2 separate regions of the Homo sapiens genome follow, and region 2 is linked to region 1. Evidence: read pairs that join two places in POLR2A ChIA-PET (ENCODE). Cell type or tissue: GM12878. All regions are shown on one strand. Links, peaks and the distances in the headings refer to the core of each region. The heading gives the core; the rest is flanking DNA.

Region 1 (3,836 bases), core at 798-3,297:
ATGCCCAGCTAATTTTTTTGTGTTTTTAGTAGAGACAGGTTTTTGCCATGTTGGCCAGGCTGGTCTAGAACTCCTGACCTCAGGTGATCCGCCCACCTTGGCCTCCCAAAGTGCTGGGATTACAGGTGTGAGCCACCACACCCAGCCCTAAATGGTCTTTTATAACTGTCAATGCTCTCTTAATCAGACTAAGAATTTAACTTTTATCCCCAGCAGAGGTCCCTCCTCCTCCCCAACCTCTTTAAACAACTAAGAGCATTGACAGTCTAAATGGTCTTTTTTTTTTTTTTTTTTTGAGACCACATCTGACGGGTTCAAGCAATTCTCCTGCCTCAGCCTCCTGAGTAGCTGTCATTACAGGCGCCCACCACCATGCCTAGCTAATTTTTGTATTTTTAGTAGAGATGAGGTTTCACGATGTTGGCCAGACTGGTCTTTTGTAACTGTCAATACTCTTAGTTATTTAAAGAGGTTGAGGAGGAGGAGGGACCTCTGCTGGGGATAAAAGTTAAATTCTCAGCCTACTTTTCTTATGACAATAAATACTAGCAGATTGGAGACAATAATAACATAGTATGTTTGATTTCTATTTTCTATTTAAAAATTACACTTTTATTAATTTCAGTGTTCATCTAGTATACTTAAGTGTCTTCCCCTCTCAAATTTTTGCCAAATGAGGCAAGGTATAAATACATGAAAAAAAGAAATATGTGCTCTATCCTAACCCAAAGAACTTTTTATAAAAAAGGATATACTTACTACAGAAACTAAGTAACATTTTTATTCTTTAGAAGTATATGTGTACTGTAGATCATTTGTAAAACACAAATAAAAAAATTTTTAGACAAACTCACTGTTAATATCACAGTATATATTTTCACTGTATTTTTCTACAGTTTTTACCTAATAACACAAGAGTATTTTCCATGTCACTATTCTTCTAAATTATAACTTTTTTTTTTCTTTTGAGATGGAGTTTCGCTCGTCGCCCAGGCTGGAGTGCAGTGGCGCAATCTCAGCTCACTGCAACCTCCACCTCCTGGGTTCAAGTGATTCTCCTGCCTCAGTCTCCCAAGTAGCTGGGATTACAGGCGCCCGCCACCATGCCCAGCTAGTTTTTGTATTTTTGGTAGAGATGGGGTTTCACCATGTTGGCCAGGCTGGTCTCGAACTCCTGACCTCAGGTGATCCCCCTACCTCGGCCTCCCAAAGTGTTGGGATTACAGACATGAGCCAACACACCCAGCCCTGAATTATAATTTTTTAAAAAAATGGTTGTATACATCACCAGCCCATAATAAAGGTATCATAATATATTTCAGTTTCCCACTCTCCATAACTATGAACTACCAATTTATTACTATAATAAACTTCTGCAAACATTTTAATATGTATTTTGATTATTTCTTTAAAGTAAATCCTTTTGAGTAAAAACTGTTAGGTCAGAGGGCATAAACCGTTTATGTTTTCAATCAGTAGTTAAGAGAGTTCCTGTTTTCCCACACCCTCAATATGGGGTATTATCATTATGAAAAATTCGGCCAAAATGAAATAGGCAGTGAGAAGTAAAACCCTTTAAAGTCTCTGTTTTTCAGTATGGAACATTTTTGCATTTTTATTGGCCACTTGAACAACTTTATGAACTTTGTATTCAATTCCTTTGTCCATTTTCCTACTGGAATGTATACTGGTTTGTAAAAATTCTTTATAACTTAGATACTAACTCTAACTACACTATCTAATTGAGTAGTCACTGTTTACTGAGCACTTAAAACGTGGTTAGTCTGAACTGTGATGTGCTGAAAGTGTAAAATACTCACTGGGTTTTAAAGACAGTACAAAAAGATGATGTAAAATACTTCAATAATTTTGATATTGATTACATGTTGAAATATTTTGAATATACTTAATAAAATAGTATTAAATTTTATATATTTTATTATTAAAATATATAAATTTCGTTATTAAAATTAATTCTAGGATATATTAAAATTAATTCATCTTTAATTTTACTTTTTTTAATGTGGCTATCAGACAACTCAAAATTACAAACAGGGCTCTCATATTTCTTTTAGACAGTTTCTATTTTGCCTTTAAAGGCATTCCTCATTTTTAAGTATTCAAGCAATCCCTCAAGGTTTCCTCCTCTCCTTATGCTTTATAAGCTTTTCCCAGCCACAGGCATTTTAGAAGCATAAACTAAACCTTACTTCTAGACAAATAAAAACAACTGTTTTTAGATTTTCTTTCTCCAAAAGTTCTTCAAATAGTCTTCTCACATGCATCCAATTTAAATAGTACTCTTTTTCTAAATGATTTTTAAATTTTGCCATAATAATGGTTGCCCTTTTAAGAAATGCTTCATTACTGAAACTAAATTTTCACAAAGTTATTTTTAAAAACCTACTAAGCATTTTTAAGTGTAAAAAAAATTTTAATTTTTTGTAGTAATAAACATTCCAAACAACTTTGCAAAGTCATTTTGACCACTAAGGTAGGTAATAATTATCTGTGTTTCACAGACAGATGAGACAAAGAATACATAATTTTCAACATAATGACAGCTACACAGAAGAGGGATTACAAATTACACTGTTTCTTCTCCTTTTTGCCAACACTTAAAGGGCAGTTTAGACTAAATTTAACAGCCACTGTAATTTCAGTGTAAAATGCCAAAATTGCTTGGTCAATAGAAACAATTGTGTTAGAAACTTACTTGGGGATTCTGGAGTACAGTATAAACGTATGATTCATTTTTCTTTTTCTTTTCTTTTTTTTTTTTTGAGACAGGTCTCACTCTGTCACCCAGGCTGGAGTGCACTGGCATGCTCAAGGCTCACTGCAGCCTCAATTTCCTGGGCTCAAGCGATCCTCCCACCTCAGCCTCCTGAGTACAGGCTAGGATTACAGGCGCGCGTCACCAAACCAGGCTAATTTTTTGTAGAGAGGCAGTTTTGCCATGTTGCCCGGGCTGGTCTTGGAACTCCTGGGCTGAAGCGATCCACCCACCTCAGCGTCCTAAGGTTTACAATCTTCCTGAGGATTAGCAGCATGAGCCACTGCACCCAGCCGATGATTCATTCTGTCCATAAGGGAACCTGGCAGTATATTGCCAATATGGAAAAACTCAACAGTTACACTTTTCTATCACTACCAAAAAAGCCCTGGGAATAGTGCTGTTAAAATTTATCCGTTTGAAATTCTAAGATTCAGCTTTACATTTATTGCAAATAAAAGATACGAATATATTCTAATTTATATCCACAGCATAGTTACTATAGCTTATATTACATAAAATCTCGAATGACTGCAACTTCCGACTTCTTTCAGGAGGTCACGAACATGTTACAGGTTTTTTCAAACCTATGTTTTTACAGACAGCTCACTATGTTGCCAAGGCTAGCCTAGAACTATTGGGCTCAAAAGATCTGCCTGCCTCAGTCTCCCGAGTAGCTGGACTACAGGAGCGCACCACCACACCTGGCTTCGAACATGAATGTTTCGGTAAATACTCTCTGCATCCCAAGAATGGAGGGATTAGGTTAAGGGTGGACTTAGTTCTGTCTTCTCCCTCAGAGATCCTATCAGTTCTCAGTGTCAAGCAATGTGTGTCAAGCTACGGCAAAAACGAAGGTAAGCCTGATTAGTTCAATGTTATTTTGGAAACTCTCAAACCATTTAAATTTGAGTCAGAAAAGAATGTTGAGAGAGACGAAAATTCTCTTCAACCACCTTTTTTTCTGGGTTACCACTACAACTGCCACCTTTTCACCAAAAAGACTGCTCAGCCGAACTGAAGAGTTTCTTTGTTTTTCGGACCCAAACTGGGTTCATTC
Region 2 (4,122 bases), core at 719-3,218, 130 kb before region 1:
ATTCATGATTGCTGAATGGTGACCTCATTTTTTTCTAATGATTAAACATTTGAAAAGCTGGTCTATATTCGTTATCTTCTGTCTTTTAATTTCCATTTGCTCTTCCACCCTGTAATCTGGCTTCACTTCCACCGCTACCAGAGTTTTCTGCAAGAGGCCCCTGGTGACTCTCCAGTTGTCTGGTCCAGTGACCCTTTTTCCACTCTGGTCACCCCAGGCCCTCACCTCTCCTCCTCCGTGCTCTCTCTTGTCCTTAGCCTTAGTGTCAGTACTTTCTCCTGGTTCCTTGCCCCTCTTCCTATGACGCCTTCATGAGTTTTTCCATCTACTGTTCTCCAGAGTTCATGCTTTGTCTTTTTCTCTCACTCTCTACTGCCTTTTCTCATCAGTTATGTTTCCTATTTATTTGTTCACTTATTTTTGAGACAGGGTCTCGCTTTCTTGCCCAAGCTTGAGTATAGTGGCATGATCATGGCTCACTGCATCTTCGACCTCCCAGGCGCAGGTGATCCTCCCACCTCAGCCCCGCAAATAGCCGAGACTACAGGTGTGCACCACCACGCCCAGCTAACTTTTAGTTTTTATAGAGATGGGGTGTCACTATGTTGCCCAGGCTGGTCTTGAACTCCTGAGCTCAAGTGATTGTCCTGCCTCAGCCTCCCAAAGTGTTGGGATTACAGGCATGAGCCTGTGCCCAGTTATGTTTCTTATAACATTGACTACATGTGTGTTAACAAGTCCCACATGCATACCTAGAGCATCAGTCCCTGTGGCTTCACTGTAGACCACCGTGCCAAATACCTGGCCCACAGTGGTTTGCCCATACATCGCTTGATCTCACCACACCTATTCTGAATACCCATCTGCAGTTCCTCCTGTTTTCAGTAAAGGCCCCACCAACCCCAGGTAGAAGTTTCTGACATATCACTGACCCCCTTACTTCCTACGTCTAAGAATTCTACAGCCATGTTGAACTGCCTCTCTTTTCCTAGGTTGACTCTCTCACCTGACTATTGCAGCAGCTTCTTTCTTCTCTGTTCTCCACCCTGGAAAGTTGTTTTTTTTTTTTTTTTTTTTTTTCTGAATTACAGATCCAAAGTAAATATATGCTTAAAATCCTTTGCTCCCTAGAATTAAATCCATATTTCCTAACTTGACAATACTGTCATATAAAAAGCACCGCTGAAAAGCCCACTTCTTCCAGGAAGCTCTCCCTGACTGCCACACCCCTGCTTTGTGCCTGTGTGGCACAAAGCAGTCTAATTCAGAACTAGTTTCCTTGCTTAATAGTAAATGTACACCTGTGTCTTCCATTTGATGATGACTCTTAAGTAACCCATTAATTAAGGGTGATTTGTTCTGTTTTTTTTTCAGTGACTCAACAATAGGTCAATGTTTAATAACCTGTGGGTGGCTAATTGAAAATATACAACCAGAATTCTACAAAAATGAAAAGATAGGGGAAATATCTACATAAGACTACTTAAACTTTATGACTCATCATCATTATGACTCTTTATATTGTCATTTCAGGCACATGAGCATTTTCTCGTTTTTATTATTTATCATATTTTACTTATTAACTATGCTAAAACAGGTTTATAGATCTCATCCATAACCCAGAGAGCATTCTGAATTGTGCTTTGGGCTATAAATTGCTTTCTTTTTCTTTCCCTTTTTCTTGATGAAAATTACCTCCAAATGGTATTCCTACATTTTATGAGACCAACATTTTATGTAGAGCTGCTGCATTCAGTGGATTTTTTCAAAGGTTTTGAGAAAGCTCTTTTCCTGGATTGTCAGCTGCCAGATCACTAGTCCATCCCATCTTGAAATAGACCATTTTCAGGGGCACAGCAAAGCATCGCTTACAGGGTGAACTCTGAACTTGAGGATGGCATCCGCAGCCCCGTCCCTTTGAGTTGTGAGGCCTTGGAAATGGATTTGACCTCCTTGGTAAGATAAAGCTGTAATCCTGGCTTACCAGGTAAGCTCACTCTCCTGAGCAAAACAGCTTTTAAAAATTATATGGTGTTAAATAAACAGCTTAAAAAGCAGCTAGACAGTCTTTTTTAAGGCTGACGAATATTTACAGGGACCATAACTAAGAGGATGGTGCACGTCTCATTTTTTAAATTAAGGATGGTAGAAGTCTCCTTTTTAGTGGCTCCTCATCTATGTTGCTCTCCTTAAAGTTCTTTAACTTTGCGAATTTATATTCAGTGGTTAAAAAAAGTAAGAATTCTTCATTGTAGCCACCATTACTGGGTGTCTGCTGTGTGCCAGCCACAGAGGCCCGTGCTCTACTGCGTCAGCCATTCAGCAAATGTTTATTGCACCTGCATTGTGTGAGGAGCTGTACTCCACCCTGAGAGTCTGGCATTGAATAAACAGGTAACAGTCCCAGCCCTCATAAGCTTTTTTTCTGGTGGGAGACGGCTGGTCTCCTCACCACAAACCACCAAGCTGGGATTATCATCTGTATTTTAACACAAAGGAGCAAAGTTTAGAAAAGTCACCTGCCCAAGGCTGAACCCAGAGCCCAGCTGAGGAATAGACCTAGTACCTCCACCTGTGAGGAGAAAGGAGGGAAGTGTGCAAAGTGCTTGGGGCAGGTGCTTCGGGCTGGTCATCAGTTGCTCAATAAATGGTGACAGTTACTAAGCTTAAGCTTCCTCCGCAAAAGTACTGGTGACACAGTGAGTGGTTTTGAGTTAGCCAGCCCCCCGATTTCACCCCCGCTCCCGGCCCACCCAGCCTCCCTGAGGGCTGGGGGTCAACCATTCAGAGCCCTTAGGAGCCTGTTCCTCTCAGTGCTTGGGAAGCAATGGATTTATTTTCCCTCCTGCTGCTTTCCTCCCAGCCGTAGCCTCTGTTCCTCATTTTTGTGAAAGACACCGCTGTTTGACCTGGGGATCATCTTGCTTCCTCAGTCTCCCGTACATACCCTGGCCCATGGAATTGGTTGCCTAGCCCTCTCAGTTCGACAGCTTTCACTCCCACCTCTCTCTGTCCTGCACAGACTTGATTCAGACCTCCGTCTCTCATCTCCTGCCATGAAACTGCAACCGGGGCTGAAGGACTTTTTGGGAGCTCTGGGCCCCTGCCCATCTTTTGATTGTCTCTTATACACAGGGTCCACCACTGTACCCAGCCAAGGCTTGGCTCATGCTCCCAAATAGTCATATCTTGTACTCATGATAATTCAGTTCCTTTCAGTTGTACAGATGAGGAAACTTTGGTCCAACAACTTGAAGTAACTAGCTCGTTAGTCTAATAAGACACAGAACCAAGATTCAATTAAAACCCAGCCTGACTAAATTCAGAGCACAAACTAGGTGCCTCAGTTGCCTTCCTTAGGAAAGGAAACCACATCACGCCGTTGCTTGTTGAGGAGAGTATGAATGCTGCCGTGATGAGTCTCCACGCGCAGAACTCCGTGCCGGTTTCCTAGCCGCATCGGGCTGCCTCCCTCTTGTTGGTTCCTATGCCATTTCCCCTTCTCAGTGTTTAACTCAACAGAGCACTTTTTGAAATAAAACCCTATCAGATCCAAATGGTGCCAAATTTATAACCTGTAGTAAATTTGCCGAGTTGTAAAATGAATGAGTTTTCCCTTTGTTTTGTACACCTTAATTACTGGGGAAGGAGTATATTAAAACTAAGATCATGGGTTAATTAATTTGTCCTGGACTGTAGAATTTTATGGACAACCAGAACTAAAGTAATGGTTGTGTAGGTGCAATTGATTAAACATGGCTTATAAATGTTACGGAAATTCCCGTAATTAGTCCCACTGCAGCTATTTAGCCCGGGAATTTTATAGCAGACGTAAATTATGAAGGTGAAAAGTAAGAAAAATTTTGAGTTGACATAGTGGCATTTGCAGAAGCTATAATTTGAGGAAACCTGTTTTGCATGATTATTAGTGATTTTTTTTTTCAGTTTCCACAATTCTCCCTTCTTAAAATTTGCTTTTTAATGTTTCTGTTGTAATGCAGTGACTACCAGGTGTTGGGTGCGTTAAACACAAGTAAAACCTTATTAAAATAGATCACCAGCATCATTTCTAAAAGTACTTAAAAGTAACCAAAGAATTGAAGAGACCTGTTTGATCACACT

What was found. Peaks named below come from ENCODE experiments on the same cell type or tissue, not always from the same donor. Only the 100,000 strongest peaks of a DNase experiment are listed, where the experiment ranks them.
Region 2: POLR2A ChIA-PET joins it to region 1 with 5 read pairs; 2 of 35 experiments call an interaction of 5 or more read pairs at or near these places.

Annotation. Positions count from the first base shown.
Region 1 is chr4:41,991,287-41,995,122 of GRCh38, reverse strand. The region is part of intron 1 of SLC30A9 (solute carrier family 30 member 9); the gene reads right to left. Among named protein-coding and RNA genes, the nearest start is that of SLC30A9, 2.7 kb to the right of the region's middle. In GM12878, for the core only: no CTCF peak of the experiment used is centred there; no DNase peak of the experiment used is centred there; H3K4me3 peaks cover 738 bases.
Region 2 is chr4:42,120,653-42,124,774 of GRCh38, reverse strand. All of the region lies in intron 4 of BEND4 (BEN domain containing 4), which reads left to right. Among named protein-coding and RNA genes, the nearest start is that of BEND4, 30 kb to the left of the region's middle. In GM12878, for the core only: no CTCF peak of the experiment used is centred there; no DNase peak of the experiment used is centred there.